2 separate regions of the Mus musculus genome follow, and region 1 is linked to region 2. A link is a loop called in an ENCODE intact Hi-C map of the cell type or tissue named here. Cell type or tissue: gastrocnemius. All regions are shown on one strand. Each heading gives the region's core, and the rest is flanking DNA. Links, peaks and the distances in the headings are about the cores only. Region 1 overlaps Ak4 (adenylate kinase 4). Region 2 overlaps Jak1 (Janus kinase 1).

Region 1 (9,498 bases), core at 888-8,887, 290 kb before region 2:
TACCTACTAGAGTTTCCTCATTACTTCATCACTGAAACTAGAAAAGATGCTGCAAGCTATCTCAGCTGGCTTCTAACTGGGCCAGGTCACCAAGACGACACGTGTGATCGAGTGGGCGACCACGTCTTCTTGGTTCTTCCCATGGCAGGCTCAGTAGGCTTCTTTGGATTGAATAGGTGTGATCTTGTTGGAGAAAAGTGTGTAAACATAAGGCCAGATTCTGTTAGTCTCCGTCCCAGAAAACTGGTGGAGCACTCCACGGCTCCTAAAAGACAAGCCAAATAAACACATTTAGGTTGCTTAACATCGCATCAGGATAGGCAAAGATCCAAGGTCAAAAGCGGGTACCATCTCCTAGGCTATTTATAATTTTCCAGCCAAGCCTAGTCTATCTGAATCACTTATTTATACAAATGAATATCAAAATATCTGAGCCGATTAAATAGGAAAACAAGGGTCTGGAGCTGTGATGGGACACCTGGATAACATTCATGGAACCTCAATTATCAACTGCCAACCCCACCCACCAAAGGAGAGAAGTCTGGACAATTTTACAGATAGATAACTAGACTTAGGTCCTCATGTTCTACTAGTTCCGGAATAAGCACAACAGACTTTACCTCCTATATACCTCTCCACCACTTCGTCTACCTTCTGGGAGGAACGAGCCTTTACACTTAGCCTTGGTCCAGTGCTCTTCCCATCACCAAGCTCTTTCTTATGAATATACTGAGACACACACATACTCACTTGTACAGTTCGATGACTGGTTTTGCCGCATCCTTGTACCGTCTTAGCCTGGCAGCAACTGCTTCAGGTTTATCATCTTCCTGTTGGACAAGTGGCTCACCAGTGATGTCATCAATCCCCTAAATTACCAGAAAAGCCAATTAACGTGGTCAACCGTTACTGGGCATTGCCAAGGTCTTTCTGGTTCCCATGTGATCAAAGTGAACTCCAACCACATATGCAATGGGCCTTGGGCTTCTTGTGACCCCATGTCCTGAAAAGGCATTAAATCTTAACTATTCACATACTTATAAATACATCCCACAAATGATATTTAAGATTTATTTATTTTATGTGCATTGGTGTTTTGCTTGCATGTGTGCCTGTATAATGGAGTCAGAACCTCTGGAGCTGGAGAAAGTTGTGAGCTGCTATGTGCTGGGAATTGAGCCCTGCAAATTGACCGGAGTCCTCCATACCTGCGTGGTGGCACCCACACGTGTGCACATTCATATGTACAAACAAATAACTGTAATGTAAGGACAACAACAAAACTCTAGTTCAGTCTCTGAAATTAATGACATGTCCTAAGGTCAAAATAGCCATGATACTAATATCTAGGACCATCAGAGACAAGCATTCTAATGTCAGCAGAGGCAGAAGCAGGTGTTTCTGTCTGTGAGTTCAAGGCCAACCTGATCTATATAGTTCCAGACAAGTCAGGCTATATAAACAGATCTCCTTTCCCATACTTTCAATCCTCTAGGAAGCATGGCTGCCTGCCAAGCACAGCAGCAGCATCGGAACTCTGCTCCCTACCCCACAGCTGTCCTCTCTGGGGAAAGCTGCAGACATGAATCTGGCAAAGACAGCCTAGGGAAGAACTCTGGGGTCTCACTGAAATCCTGCTGCAGCTGGGGGCTTTGGGATTCACACTGATATTTCATAATAATAAACACCATTATCACAGGCGCTGTGTTGGTGTGAAAGGAGAGGAGAGGCAGTGCCTGACCTGAGAGCCACAGTGCTTAGCACTCACTTTGGAGTATCAGCAAACACAGCACCGTTTCCAGAAGTAGAGTGGCTCTAGGGCAGCAGCTTCACTCTGTCCTGGGAAGACACCAATGGCTGGTAGAACAGGCTATTCACTTCCACATGTAATGGTAATTATATGTTCTTTCAGGGGGAGCCAGCCTTTGGAATGTAGCATGCCAGTAAGAAGAGCTTTTTGGGTATTGTAAGAATCGATCAGCTTCTGTGAGATAGGTTTCTGCTTTCCTGACTGGATTTTCAAACTCCTTTCTTCTCTCCCTATTGGTTTTCCTATCACTGTACCTTGGGTTACACTTGAGCGGCACGCTCCTGCTCACCCAGCCACTCAGAAGGCTAGGACCAGTCTAGCCAACACAGTGAAACCAAGAACGAATGAAAGATTGAATGAACTAACAGATCAATTAAGAGAAAGAAAGAAAAAAAAAAAAAAGGGACACATCACACATGAACTGACATCATTAAGGGCATTATTGGCACAACAGCAACCAGCAGGGGTGACACCAGCTTAGGTCCCTGCAATCATTTACTGCTTCACCTATACTCAAGGTACCACGTCACCTACTCCAGTCCAAGAGCCACCAACTGGGCTCCTGCATTAGTTCAGTCAGTCATCAGACAGCCAGAGGGAGAACCTAACAAGACGCTGGTCAGAAGTAGTCTGAGCAGGCACGGGGCGCACACCCATAATCCCAGGCATTTGGGAGACCAAAGCTAGAGCACTGTGAGTCTGAGTTGGGCACCTACAGCAGGGAGTGGGGTGGAGGTCCACTTCAATGGTAGGATTCTTGAGGAATGTACACAAGGCCCAGGGATTCTGAACCCCAGTACTGAAGAGCAGAGACAACACCATGTTTGTCCTTTCTCCCAACTCTGTAATCGAAGATCCTGCAGCTATTGCCCAGGTCTTACAAAGTCTTATAGCTGAACACTAGTTTTTATTTGTTTTGGTCACTCTAATCCCTGAAACCACACACTTTTTTCACTTGCTCGGGCCATCTTCACAACAGTTGCCGAACAGAAATGTAAACTTTAGTCCTTTTTAAACTGTACACTGTCATTTGGCTTTAAAAGGGGTCTTCCCAGCATTCTGAGTCTGAGGACTAATCAGATAGAGGTCTGTCTCAATCAATCAATCAATCAATCAATGATCACCTACAGTTTAATGAAATAACAAGGAGAGCGACACTTTTCCCAGGTCACCAGCAATGCCCTGTCTTGTTAAGCTTTCTAGTCCTAGCTTTCTCCACTATGGTGGCTACTGAATGTAAACTCTTTTCCTATGCTGTTTGGCCAATGCTTTTTTATGCCCCCCACCTCCAGACACCTCATACTCCTGTCCTCTATCCAGCATGGTGTATCTTACCTGCACTTGAGGTGGGTTGAAGTCCAGGTTATAGACCCTCCCGCTAGAAGGGTGAATCCACCGTCGGCTCAGACGATCTTTAAGTGTCTCAAAAGGAATATTCAAACTGATTACTAGGTCCACATCACAGATTCCGTCCAGGGCTTCTGCCTGTACTAATGTCCTCGGGAATCCTAAGGGCCAAACAAACAAACAGAAAAATCAACTGTAAGTCTGGGAATAATGAAATCTATATAGTCCAAAAGGATTTAATAGGGACTCTGTAACTACCTCTGTATACTCTTTTATAGCCCAGCTTCTATGCTTGGTCTAAGGAGTCACATGATCAAAACAGACTGCACTGAACTGAAAAACCACTAACCCAGCCTGTTAACCACTCCCCTTGTGTTGTTGGGCAAGCTGTATTGTCCCTATTTTCTCTTCTGCTCAAGAGAGAGTACAGACTCCTTTCTGGGTCCCTATAGCTCTTATAGCCTGTTATTTATTCTCCAGTTACCACAAGTAAATATAGGCCTTGAAATCCTGAATCAATAGACACCTTTACCTACACTTTATGTAACATGTAACCTAAGAAATCCATATGGTACACTTGAAATATGTCAGGAGCAAACACTCATGCTTCCATTATTTGGGAGGCTACATCAGGAGAGTTGTGAATTCCAGGCCATCTTGGGAAATAAGTGAGACCCTGTCTCAAAAAGAAAAAGAAAGGGAAGAAAAGAAAAAGGAAGGTTAGCCTAAAAGATTTAAGCCTGAGTGAATGTTGTATCATACACCATTAATCCCAGCACTGGAAGGAGGAGGTTTGTTTGTTAGCCTGGTCTATATAGCAAGTTCCAGGCCAGTCAGGGCTACAAGTTAAGCCTGATTTCAAAAGTAGCTAGTCCTTCAGAAACTATCTGGTTGCTGCAAAATTTACAGGTCTGTCCAGTTTTCTAAATGTGGAAAAATGACAAGATATAGATCTGAGCTCATATGCACTGCCACTTTCTTCTTCAATAATAAGGTATAAGGAGGAGACTCAGTCACAGAAGCTGAAGTGGGACAGGGAGCCTTGGCTTGCCAAGCTCACACCCACTCATTATAGAAACCATGGTTAGAAGCGACAGGCCTTGAACAGTGTTGTCAGGGTAGGTGCAGCATCCTAAAGCCCTGAACATAGTCTGAGCCTCTGAAGATATCTGAGCTGTTTTCGTAGGTCCTGAAGAACAGGCTGCCACTTTGATCATGAGGCTTTGAAAAGTTGGCAGTGCCGTTTAACGACTTTCAAGATTTTAAAAAATATGCTTCTTAGCCTCAGCTTTAGGCCCAGCTGAAGTCTTAAGGCCTGGATCCCAAGAGTGGTGGGTGGTGTACTCCTCAGGCTGGGTTGAGCACAAGTCATTCCGATGTAATTCTAGCACTGTAGGCTGCCAAGCACACTGCCAGGGAAAGTATGGTGAGCCGGCCCTTTAGCCACTGCTGGCACACATATTTTTGAAATGAACACACTGGCAGGAGTACTGTATAAAGGCCTATCAATCAAGAACATCTATATGAATGAGCTATCATACAGACTGAAGGGAGATGTTAAAGAAACGTAGGCATTTTGCTTTTCTGACCTATACAGCTAGTCTCCATTATCTGTTGATCCAAGTTCCCTTTTAGAGGTTTATCCTTGAAATTGAGTGGGATTCAAGTTCTTGGAACAATGATTGAACCGTTAGGATATCTGCTCATGAAAAGAATTCCTCATATAAATTCCAGGTTAAAACATGATCTATGAAAATCTTTGAATAAACAAACCCACGTCTAAGTCAAAGGAGTCATTTCTGGGGACATGGAGAGAGGCTCAGCAAGAGGGGGGATAGAAGACTCTGGATTCCAACCTCAGCCCTTGCATGTGCGCATGTGCATACACATAAGGGAGGGGGAGACAGCAGGAAGGAGAAAGATGGAGAGAGAGAGACAGAAAATATGAATCTGACTGTAGAGGCTACTACTCATCACAACGGTGACCCAAGACAGACTGCCAACCCAGAGTGGTACTTATCCCACTAAACTAGGTTGCTGACAGCCCCTGAGACCTGGGTAAGTGCCCAGAACACAGGGAGATGCCGCCTGGGTAGGGATGCTGAAAGTGGGTTGGATGCACATGCACATTTGGTCAACAGGTGGCAGCATTTACAACTTCTCCACTAATAAGAGATTTTTACAACTGGAAGTTGACCCTGTAATCAACATTTGGGAGGAGCTGAGACAGGAGGACTGCTGTGAATTTTAGGCTAGTGTGACTACAGAATAAAGGCCAGTTTCAGAGATAGTATCAGGGAGAGGGAGAGAGAATTATTGGTAAATGAGTATCCTGAAGAACAGGGTGGCAGTATGCTAGTTACCTACTGTATGGTTAAATATCCCAGCAGAGTGAAGACCAAACTCAATACCCACCAGTCTTAGTCAGGGTTTCTATTCCTGCACAAACATCATGACCAAGAAGCAAGTTGGGGAGGAAAGGGTTTATTCAGCTTACACTTCCATACCACTGTGCATCACTGAAGGAAGTCAGGACTAGAACTCAAGCAGGTCAGGAAGCAGGAGCTGATGCAGAGGCCATGGAGGGATGGGACTTACTGGCTTGCTTCCCCTGGCTTGCTCAGCCTGCTTTCTTATAGAACCCAAGACTACCTGCCCAGGGATGGCACCACCCACAAGGGGCCCTTCTACCCTTGATCACTAATTGAGAAAATGCCTTACAGCTGGATCTCATGGAGGCATTTGGCCAACTGAAGCTCCTTTCTCCTGATAATTCCAGCCTTACAGGAATTGTCTACCTTATCCTTCCACACCCATCACCACATGGCCATTAATCCAATCTAGAAAGCATGCTGTCGCCTAGTTCATTCAGCCTCGAGGTGGAAAGCCGAAACCTTTCTGAATCCACCACACTGCGCCACTAACCGCAGCATCAGCAGGTCTGCCGCAGATCCTCAAGGATTTCTGATGTACAGTGAGAAGTGGCTTCATCTGGTCCTCTGAACCACCACACGAGTCTGAGGAGAGCGACTCGAGGGGAGGCCTCAGCAAAGCTGTGCTCGGAGCAGGGCAATGGAAGCAGGGTGCATCTGGCTTTCTAATTTGGAGAGCATTCACCGGGAGGTGCAGAGTCAGAGTCAGCTGCCCCACGCTCACGAAGAACAGGCCCTCTGCTTAGCTAAGTGAATGTAACCTTGCAGCTCTGTAAGGCAACAGCCTCACATGTCTGCCCCAGTTGGCACCTTGTGAGAAGCCACTTCCTGCCTATGGTCACTTCTGACCATTCCGACTGTGGGTGTCCAGTTAAAAGATAAGATGCGGCTCCTGGTCATGAGCCACAGGGAGTAGCTATGGCTGGAGGCAGGTGGCATTCACCCAGGCATCCCCAGTGAGGGAGTGTGTACCAGCCCAGAGTCCTTAGTAGCAAAGGAAAAGGAATTGTAACGAGCATGCATCTCATAGGCCCTGCTCTCTGCCCGTATGCGACTGTTCCTTGTTTCCCCGTACATGGTTCTAACCTCTGAATCCATCTCATTCCACCTTCACTAAGACAATGAAGAGAGTAAGTGGCATCTTGGTAAGAGCTGTGGCCTCTATGTCCCCTTCTGTACCAGGTGCTCTAGAGCTCCTCACCCCTTGGACACTCACTGCAGTGTCCTGGGTTCTCTAGACAGTGGTTCTCAACCCTTGGGTCACAACCCCTTCGGCAGCTGCATAGCAGATATTTATAGTACGATTCATAACAGTAGCAAAATAACAGGAAGAAAGTATCAACAAAATAATTTTATGGCTGGGGTCACCACAGCACGAGGAATTGTGTTAAAGTGTCACAGCATTAGGAAGGTTGAGACCCACTGCTCTAGAACATGATGTAAATGAAATACGAGAGATGTGTAACAAGGGGCCCCGCCCGTAAGAGCTTATGAGTTAGTGATGATGAACTGACAGACATGATCCAGGCTTTCAAAATTCAAAAATTGTGAGCTAGACAGGGTAGCACAAACCTGTTCCCAGCACATAGGAGGGTCCTGGTTCACTTTTTAAAGCAACTTAGTGCAAAAGTAACTTTAACAACTTAGGGTGGAAAGCGTTATTTGGCTGACATGTTCCCGTAAGAGTCCATTCCTGAGAGAAGTCAGACAAGATCTCAAGCAGATACACAGGCAAGAACCATGGAGTGCTGCTTACTGGCTTGCTCCCAGGCCCACACTCAGCTGTCTTTCTTACACTTCCCAGGACTACTTGCCCAAGAATGGGACCGCCCACAGCGGGCCGGGCCCTCCCCCACATCGATCAACAACCAAGAGGATGCCCACACAGACACCCCCACTGGCCATCACTCAGTTGAGATCCCCTCCTCTCAGGAATGTCTAGGTTTGTGCTGATAACAAGCACACAGACGCAGGAGGCTCAGGGTTCTATGTCGTGAAGCCGGCCTGGTTATGAGACCCTGTTTCAAAATACCAAAAGTCTAAGTCTGACTCTTCAAAGTGACCTTAGCGAATAAAGGGAAACTCTTGGGAGAACGTCTACACCGAGCTCTCCTGAGGTCTTCCAGGAAGGGCTCTTCCAATCTACTCCTTGGTCTTCTACTTATTTGCGTGAGATATTCTGTATATGTCTTGCTGGTGTGCACTTATGTGCATCGCACACATGGCTAATGCCTGCAGAGGCTGTACGAGGTCTAGGATACCCTGGTGTCATAGATGGTTGGGAGCTGTCTTGAGAGTGTGGGATCCTCAGTTCTCAAGAACTGAGCCATCATCTATCTGGCCCCACTGCTTCTTAAGGCACAGCATTCCCATACTGTACCTCCTCCCCTGTGAGGGAAGAGGCCCCTTGTGTGGAAGCAGGAGCTACCACCTGCGAAGCCGTATGTAAGAATTCTCTTTGTTCTCTGTGCATAGACAAATTGGGGGGAAACTGGGACCACTGTATCTCAACACAAAGGGACCCAAAGGATTTCACCACAGGTCCATTCAGGTCTGCACTAAGGAAAATAGCTGGACAAGCACCCTGTGAGGGCTCAGCCACTGGTTAAAGGTGAGGTCTTTCTGAAATGGACAATGTTTATTCAGAAGCCATGTGGAGTACTATGGTAAACCCTGACAATCCAGCTATGAACACAGTGTCTGCCTACTGGAGAGAAGGGAGCAAGGGCACTGAGAAATCAAGTATGCAACAAACACGGTGTCATGTAATTCTGACATAAGAATGAACCAGACATGATGCTCGTCCTAGAACCCCAGGAGGTACAAGATCAGGAGTTTAAAGCCATCCTTGGCTACATTAGGGAATCAAAAGCCAGTCTGGGCTACATGAGGCTGTCTCAAAAAACTCCAAGAGAAAAGAATGCCACAGCACAAGTGATATTGATATTAATAACAGTAACATATGCCTAGGATTTGGCCATGTCTACTAGTAGCCTTGTTAGGAAGTGCATGACAGGACACAGGAAATGCAGAGACCTTCTGAATGTCTAGAACAAGCCTGATTTTTAAATGTTAAGCACACAGACCCGTATCAGCTACTGGGAAGGCTGGGAAGGCAGGGCAGTGGAGGCTGGCCTAGGCAACTAGACGAGTGCCCGGGATAGAGCGTGCGGATGAGCACTTCCCCCGCATCACGTGGACTGACTGGGATGGAGATGTCTGTAATCCCAGCGCTCAAGAGGTAGAAGCAGGATTAGCCAGTCTCTACTGTCTAGGGAATTGGAAGCCATCCTAGGATACAGGAGGGCCTATCTCAAGGGGGTTAGGTGGATCCAAGCCAGGTATCAAAATGTGATTTTATGTCCCCATTGGCTGTAACTCACCAATTACTGCTATTTAGAAAACCATTAGCCGGTTTCAATGGAACTAGACACCATGTGAAGCTCTGGGCTTTCCCTTAGCACACTACTTAAATGGAAATAAGATGATTTCTCAAGAATATCAAGATATTTAATGACCTTGTTAGAAAGTAGAATCTTGGGGACCAAAGAGACGGTTCCACAGTTGAGAGCACTTGTTCTTCCTAGGATCAGAGTTCAGTTCCTAGTGCCCACGTTAGATGGCACATCACTGACTTCCTCGGGTACATGCTCATAGGTGGCAGACACTTAAACATATACATAAATTTAAGAAATAAATTTAAAAACTTAAAAGGTAGAATCAAACAGGTCTTGGCTTGATCATACCTTTAGTATCAGCACTCAGAAAGCAGGGGCAAGCAGATCTAAGTTTGAGGCCAGCCTGGTCTACAGACTCAGTTCCAGGCCAGCCAGGGCTGCCCAGAGAAACCCTCTCTTGAAAAAAATAACATACACACCCCCCAAAAATGTGATTGATTTTAATAACCAA
Region 2 (8,000 bases), core at 1-8,000:
CAGTCAGGTTGCCTGGGGAAAGGACAGTCACAAAGAGGATTGTTGATTGTACATGCAGCTAAAGAGAACTTACAGAGGCCATATGATAGAGGTGGTGCTGTTCCATTGTCTGGGTTTGTAGGATGCATTAACCTTGTGGACACGGATGTCTTAAATGTCATGTCCCAGTTTTTACTATAAAGACATCTTTCTGGCTCTCACTCTTTATATTTTTTTTCTTTGTATAAGAAGAGCCATGGAAGAAAGCTTCTCGGACAGGTTTTTGTGGTGCTGGAATTATGGCCTGGATGGACAGCCAGCTCCCAGCTCCCAGCTCCCAGCTCCCAGTGTGTGTGCTTCTCCTTGGGCTGGTTCATAGTGTGTGAGGGCTCACTCTGAAAGAGTTCCGAGTGAATTTAACCTTCACAGTTCTTATTTCATACATACACTGGTTAATCTTTATAAAGTACTAATGGTTTTTTTCTTATAAAAATATCATATATTAATTATACATAATAATGGGTTTATTATATTTTCATTCATGTGTGGGTATATGTATGTATGTGTGTGTGTATATATATATATATATATATATATATATGTAATATGATCCTTATTCAACCCCCATGATCCTTGCCCACTCTAACTCCTGCCAGTCTCTTCTCAGAAAGTCCTTCTTCCGTTGTCATGTCTTTTTTTTTTTTTTTTTTTTTTTGATGACCAAATGATTTTAATTAGGATTGCTCATAGGAACACAAGATCCATCCTAGCAGCTATACCACTAAAGACAATGTCTCTTCCTCCCCCAGCAGCTATTAACTGTATTAACCTCATCAGGAGGGATGGAAGCCTCCTAATCCCTTCCTCCCCTCCATGATAAAATGTTAACCGGCCCAGTCTTATCCTGATATCACAATCACTGAGAGTTCAAGAGTGCAGGAGCCGTGGTGTGCCAGGAAAAGGCTCTCTAACACTCCACCCCTTCCTCCTTCGCACATTCTTTTTGCCCTTCTTCTACCTTGTTCTACAAGAGGAGGTGATATAGATACCCATTTAGGGTTCAGTTTTCAATAATTGATCATTCTAAAATGTGTGAAGGTTTTGGTTTTTTTCTTTAAACAAAAGTCCTATGACTTTTGCAACAATCCTGTGACATTTTTTCACGACCTTCATCTCACAGGTCAAAACGCAGATGACCTTTCTGTAGCTGTAAGCTCTCCATATGTGACGTGCTGGCCCCTTTTTACTTTCCGGGTACTATTTCATTATTGACTTACTGCTTGGTTGGCTTGTTGATGAAGTTTATTGGGGGATATTTTTAGACATACAGTTTCTACACCTTCTTGCTCAGTGACCCCTAATATTACATTGCCTGATCCCATTGTAAACATGGTTGTTTTTGTGGATGGCAGGTATTGGGTGGCCAGAAGCAGTTCAAGAACTTTCAGATTGAGGTACAGAAGGGCCGCTACAGCCTGCATGGCTCTATGGACCACTTTCCCAGCCTGCGAGACCTCATGAACCACCTCAAGAAGCAGATCCTGCGCACGGACAACATAAGCTTTGTGCTGAAACGATGCTGTCAGCCTAAGCCTCGAGGTTTGTCTCTGTTAGAGCCAAGCTGTGTTCCTCTGGGTTGTCCTTTGCCAGTTGTGATGCTTTACCCATGTGGGCCAAAGGATGCTATCTGAGTTCAAGAAACTGTAGTCCTAGGTGTTTTTCTCTAAGCTCTGTCTCAGGTCTGTCCCCATGTCACATCTCATCTCTAGTGCCAGTGTTGTCTGTATAACATACACCTCTCCTCAGTGCCCCAGTGAGACTGCAGAAGAGTCTGCTCAGGATTAATAAGCACAGATTTCTTTGTTCTTTGAGTAAAGTGGCTTGACAACTCAGTTTGGTTTATGTATGTTTCTGGCACATCTGAGGGCTAAGGAACTGTGTTATAACAGTGGGAAGTCCCAGGCCCTGGTCACTGAGGGTGTGTAGATCACTGAGACCACCTCAGTAGTTGATGGGTGATAGATAACATACCCTAGGGTGAAAAGAGAGAGAAACAGTCCAAATCTCTGAGTCCTGAGCAGATGTTGAGCGTAGTGTTGGGTTATGAGAGGGAGGTGCCAGTTTGGCAAAGGCCTGCCCAGTAGAGCTGATGCAGGACCAGTGTGGTAGGCCAGGGCAGGAGCTGTAGGGAGCTTCAAGAGGACCACTGTGAAGTAGAGAAGGACAGGAGAAATGGAACTGAGGAGAACAGATTGGCTGCCATACCAAGGGACTGCAGCCTTCTCCTGCAGTCAGAGGGCTATAGAAGGAGCAGGAACTAAAACCCAGGCAAGGGCCCAGGGACTCACCTGGTTTTGGTTAAGCTCTGAAAGAAGCATGGCTAATGTCCATGAGGTAGACTCCTTGCCTCAGAATGTGAGTGTGAAAGGATGCTTTGGGGGTTACCTGGCCAGAGGCCTCCTCTCACAGAATGAAATTAGTCTCATGGAAAGTACGGTAACTTGGGGTCAGGTCTCACCCCAGATACTGGATCCTCATATATTGGAGTTTTTGTTTCTGCACCCCAACATGCTGTCTTGCCTTTGCTGGATCTGTCCTTGGAAGTCTTAAGACCTTGAAGAGAAGGCAGCACACAAGCTCTTGACACTAGCCTTGGAGCAGGCCCTTTGAGACTATATTGTTCTTTAAGGGATTACCTTTGAGTAAGGAACAGGTAGAAAGGGCTTGGGTTTTCTAGAAGTACTAGTGATTAAATCCAGGGCCTCATGCACATAAGTCAAGTGTTTACCCAAGTGTTTCTGCTGAGCTACACTTCTAGCCCAGGGCTTTGAGTTTACAATGTGTGAATTATATTTTAGTCTCAGCAAAAGGCAAGTTCCTGAATTTGGTGAAAGAGGAAGGTTGTGTTCTTGTTGATCAGATAGGGTTACCTGCCAGCCTCAGAGTAACTGCAGCCTTTGTTTTCATGCTAGCCAGTGTGCCACAAAGGGCGAAAACACACCTGCCTCTTGGCCATGAAACCTCAGAGCTCCTTAGGGCTTTAAAGCCCAATGGTCTTATTTTTTACATGACCTCCCTTCTGGTGTTAAAAGAAGATCTAACTTCCCTAGGGATCATGGTCCCCGGGAGAAGACAGCATCCACGGAATTGAGAAGGCCAGGGGCTAGGATGTGCTTTACTTGAAGGTTGCTGATACAGACCTCTGATGTAGCTACCACCTCTAACAGCAGAGACTGGAAGCCAGTAGCTTTGGAGGGAAGAGTGGGGGAACAGCGTTGAATACTTGGGTGGCTTTTCCCGAGGCTCTTCTGAAACGGAGCACTGAGAGTGCCTTCTGTCTACTTTTCTCACTTGCTTTAGAACTCTGAAGGTCTGAGTTTTCACTCACTGCTCTGTGATTCATGGGAAGCCTAGAATGCACACCAGATCTTGTGCAGGACTGTCCCATTGGGTGATAATATTTGAGCAGCTTCCACTGTAGCAGTACCTACTACTTTCAAAGTAGTGTAGTGACTATCTTATTGTTTATTGTTTTTTTTTTTTCCACATAGGAAGTTGGTTTCAGGGATATTCAGTGAATTGCTCAAGGCTTCACAGCTGATGGCATCAGCAGTAGTATAGTAGTGACAGTGAATAATAACAATGGCTACTGACATCTTAGTGAGTGTTTGGTCTGCCTGTTTGAAGGCCTTCCATGTTGTAGACCATTTAATTATCAGAAGAATTCAGGATGCTTGGCCAAGACTCCAAGTGAACAAAGATTGGAGATTTGAACACCCTGTCTGACCTGAATACACTGATATGTCCTCCCCATTCCATCTTCATATGCTTTGCATAGGAATAGGTACTGTGGTCAGCTATCTCTGGGACACAGGGTATCTCATCTGAGGGGAGGGAGAGAAAGCTGAGGAGCCCAGTGTGGATCGTCCTCGTATTAGTTCTCAGAACCTGCAAATTAGAGAAGAGCTAAAATCAGGAATGTGTAACACAAAGAGTGTCGTTACAGGTTGCTCAATTTCTCTGCACTTGTAACTAGGGTTCCCAGAGCCAGATACTCTGATCTAGGTTTTACACTGCAGTATACATCGCTTTGTGGAATAGAGAAAAGGCAGGGAAAAGCCAGGAAGCCAGACAGAAGCATATGATAGATAAGTAAGCCCTTGGTCAGGCCCAGCACTCAGGCCCACACACCACTGAACATGTGTCAGTACCTATTCCCTGGGGCCTCCTCAGGATGGGCAGGTGTGATGCTGATTTCCACTTAGTTGCTCCTTGTAGAAGATGTCTGCATTCTGATGCACAAGGCTGGAACGCTCTGGTGGAAGACTAAGGTGGTGGTTGATCATGACGACAGTGGCTGCCAGTAGTGAAGCCTTTACTGCATACTAAAGAAAGCTCTTCTGGGCATGGTCTCATCTGTTTCACTTAGCAACCTGAGGAGGGCACAGCTTTCTTGAACGAAACATCCTTATGATGGTGAAATGGCTCCCTCTCTCACAGGTCAAGTGTAGTGCAGGTCCCCACACAGATAACCAAGCCTGAGCCACTCTAGACTCATCCTACTCTCTGATTCCCAGATGGTCGGCCACCAGCCTCTGTCTGCCCTCGTGCCACCAGTCAAATAGCCTCATTGTATTTGACTCCTTTCCCTCCTCAAGATGGCTGTACAGAGCCTTTTTATTTAAATTGTATTTTCCCAGGCTAGCATCAAAAGAGAACCGTGCAAGGAATGGGCTCAGAAAAAAGGAGCACCCAGATGACTGAAGCCAGTTTCTGGTACTTAGATTTGTACCCCAGGAAAGTCAGACTAGAGCTGTGCCTGGATGCTCTGTGAAGCCTTCCTCTCTGGCTTAGCAAGCTCTGTGGTTAGGTTGCTGAGTCTCTTTGAGCCTTTGTTCTGATCTAGAGTACAGATAAGGATGTTGACAATTCCTGTCTCTTGAGCTTAGGCAGAGGAGTTAACAGTTTCTTATAGAACTGTACCCAGCATAGAGAAAACAGAACATATGAATGTAAACAAAAAAAAGACCATATGAATGAAAACAGAACAAAAGAAGATTTGAGGGGCCCTTATTGTACTCATGTAACCAGTGTTGTAACCTATTGCTTAGCAGTTTATTTACACTAGTCTGTGTGTGGGTTCTGTGAACTGTGCCTTGGAATTTCTACAGAGTTTTGGGAACTTTCTTATCAGAATCCAAGAATTAGAACTCCCATGTGAGAACTCATTGTCATCCCGTGCAAGAAAGTGGAACAGGGAGATCATCTGTGAGTTGTCACTTCCCCAGTGGTACTGGTCCAGCTAAAGGAAGTACACGGTGTGTTCAGGGACTATGTCAGGTCTACCTGATTCCCAGAGGATTCTGTACTATGTCTGAATTTGGAAGGCAGCTTACAAAGGATAAATTCCTTAGATCCTATGTAACCCAGGCCTGGCAGACCTGGTCATGCATTGTGTTTGCTGTTTATCTTAGTAAAGTTTGGGAAATGGCCTACTCCTAAGCCACATGTGAGGTTCTAGCTTCATTAGCAAGATTTCTAGGATCCTATTCTAAGTTGCTTTTCCCTTTCATCTGCATATAGCTTGTACTTTCCTTTTTCACAGAGTTCCCTAGCCTCAAGGCATCTGTGTTCCTCATTCAGTTCACCCCTGGTGCTTCCTACATTTAACAAAGTCTTGTTGGGAACTGGGAAATAGAGTGCTTGCCTAGCATGCACGAGCCTGGTAACTTGTCGAGCATTCGTTATGTTCTAGGCTGTAGGCATAGAGCAGAACATGAAACAGACATGGTCCCCGGCTTCTTGAGACTGACTTTTGTCATTTGTTTTATTATTCTTTTGGAGACAGCCTAAGCTATTCTCCAACTCACTGTTTGCTCTCAGGTGCTGAGATTATAGGCATGTGCCATCATACCTGACCATTTCCCAAAGGAGCCTTCCCTCACCTCAGATCCTGCTGTGTGAACCCTGGCTAAATCATAGCTCTCCATGTGCTCTCTGACTCCTGTTGACTCTGTCATTAGCCTGTGAGCTCCTGGAGGGTATGAATTAAGCATTTACCCGATACAGACTTGTTCATGATGTAACTAGCAAACCCTTGTGTTGGGTAAGCCCCATGGCTCAGCACACAATGCTAGCCATGCCAGTGCAGAATGCTGCTTAAAATTCTCTGATCTTTTCACAGAAATCTCCAATCTGCTCGTAGCCACTAAGAAAGCCCAGGAGTGGCAGCCTGTCTACTCCATGAGCCAGCTGAGCTTTGATCGGATCCTTAAGAAAGATATTATACAAGTAAGTCCCCACTAAGGGTCTTTGTCCAACTTTGGTCCTGACACCCCATAGGGGAGCCCCCTAGAGATTTAAGTGTGTGTGTGGGTAAAGTCTGCTTTGGGGATATTCTAGTGGAAAGAGAACAACGAGGTAAGGCCACGCAAGCCCACCTTTCATTTTACCCAGTCTTGCTGTTGGCCTTCCCCTGAGAGACTAATCCTTGATGGACTTGGATGAGGAGGTGTGGACTACCTGGGGTAGAGGAATGGGATCACTAACATGTCAGTAGAGGTTGGTCTCAATGGAGTCTCCACCCCACAGAGTGCTGTGTAATAGTGCTCAGTCCTGCTTTTTCAGAAGGGACTTCTGAAAGGAATAGAGAGAAGAACAAAGACTACAGGGCAGGGCAGAACAAGAGCTGGCTTCAGAAAGGGGACCCTTGGGGAGCTCAGAGCATTGCCCCAGCCTTCCTGGGATAGCCTTTGCTACCCAGAATATTCAGACTAAGCCAGACCCACAGAGGCGCTTACACATCTGCGGGTAGTTGCCACCCTCAGTAGCATGTGTGGTTATGTAAAATCTAGTCTTGGAAGGGCAGAACTCATTTCCTAGGGAAGGACACTAAAGCAGAGGCCCAGAAGATGAGTCACCAAGGCTCTGCTCGGACAGAGAGAACTGTGTTGATGGATGCTGACGTGGACATTGGTCTTTGTGGGTTCTGTTACCTAGCCCTTGGAATTAAGTCTTCTTCTAGAGGAGAGTAATTGTCTTAAAAGCATATGCCTTTTATGGAACGTTCTGGGAATGCAGCTTCCCATAATGCTGATGGATCACCTCATGACAGATGCAGCTCTAATGAATAGTTGCAGGACTTTGCCAGAGTACAGCAGATAGGGAGGATAAATGGCCACTCTGCTGTGACAGATAACAAGTGGTGGTATTTGTGTAAATTAATATACCCGATTAACAGTGGTGTCTCTTTCTGTAGGGAACAGGCTTCCTAGATATCGACCACAATCCATTTTCTATGTTTGCAAGAGCTTCCATAAGAGCTCCTGTCTACAAGCTTTGTGGGGCTAATGTTAGCAGCTCAATATTATTATGTTTTATGAATCACATTTTGATTTTCAAATATTAGAAATTAAAAATGAGAAATATTGAAACTCAGTTCCGGAAGGGTCCTTAGAAACAGATCGTTCTGTGCATGGGCTTATCCGTCTGGTGGTACCGTCACCTTCCTTCACGTGAGGAAAAACCCAGCGCAGCCCTCAGCTTGGGCTGATGCAGACATGATTGATGCTTTTCAAGTGGCTTGTGCATGTCCTGGTGATGGGTGCTGCCAAGTGGTGGGGCAGGGAGTGGGGGAGTGGAGCATGTACTGAAAGGCTCTGAAACGGAACACACAGGCTGAGCAGTCAAGTTCCTGCACACTGTGTGTCTATAGCAGAAGCCTTTATACCTAAGCTCCTTACTCGATTCACTACATTGCGACGCAGGTGTCATTAGGACTCCATTTACAGAGACTAGGCTAAGATCAAGCACCATGAAGGAATGCATCTTAGTTGAAGGCCAGGAAGCATCAGAGCGAGAGGATGAAGGCTCCTTTACTTTTCCTCCAGCCTGAGAGTAGAGATGCCATCTGGCAGAGTACTCCCATAAGTCTCTCTGGAGAGCTGGCTGTTAGATACTGTTCACAGGTTTGTGATAGACTGCAGCTGGGCTACAGGGGACTATTGAGATGGAGAACAAGC

What was found. Hi-C counts contacts between places; a loop is a spot of excess contacts. Peaks named below come from ENCODE experiments on the same cell type or tissue, not always from the same donor. Only the 100,000 strongest peaks of a DNase experiment are listed, where the experiment ranks them.
Region 1: a loop joins it to region 2, with 4 times the contacts of the local background. A loop is called at or near these places in 8 of 42 quality-filtered maps.

Annotation. Positions count from the first base shown.
Region 1 is chr4:101,454,320-101,463,817 of GRCm38, reverse strand. Ak4 (adenylate kinase 4) reads right to left here. Exons shown (of 5, transcript NM_009647.5): 3 at 3,146-3,318; 4 at 751-869; 5 at 1-265. The coding sequence ends at 151. Among named protein-coding and RNA genes, the nearest start is that of Ak4, 39 kb to the right of the region's middle. In gastrocnemius, for the core only: a CTCF peak has its summit at 5,295 (motif pointing right); DNase peaks (open chromatin) are centred at 5,252 and 7,452.
Region 2 is chr4:101,164,813-101,172,812 of GRCm38, reverse strand. It overlaps Jak1 (Janus kinase 1), which reads left to right. Exons shown (of 25, transcript NM_146145.2): 11 at 1,392-1,578; 12 at 6,164-6,270. Among named protein-coding and RNA genes, the nearest start is that of Gm24468, 18 kb to the left of the region's middle. In gastrocnemius, for the core only: a CTCF peak has its summit at 4,460; a DNase peak (open chromatin) is centred at 4,449; H3K27ac peaks cover 383 bases.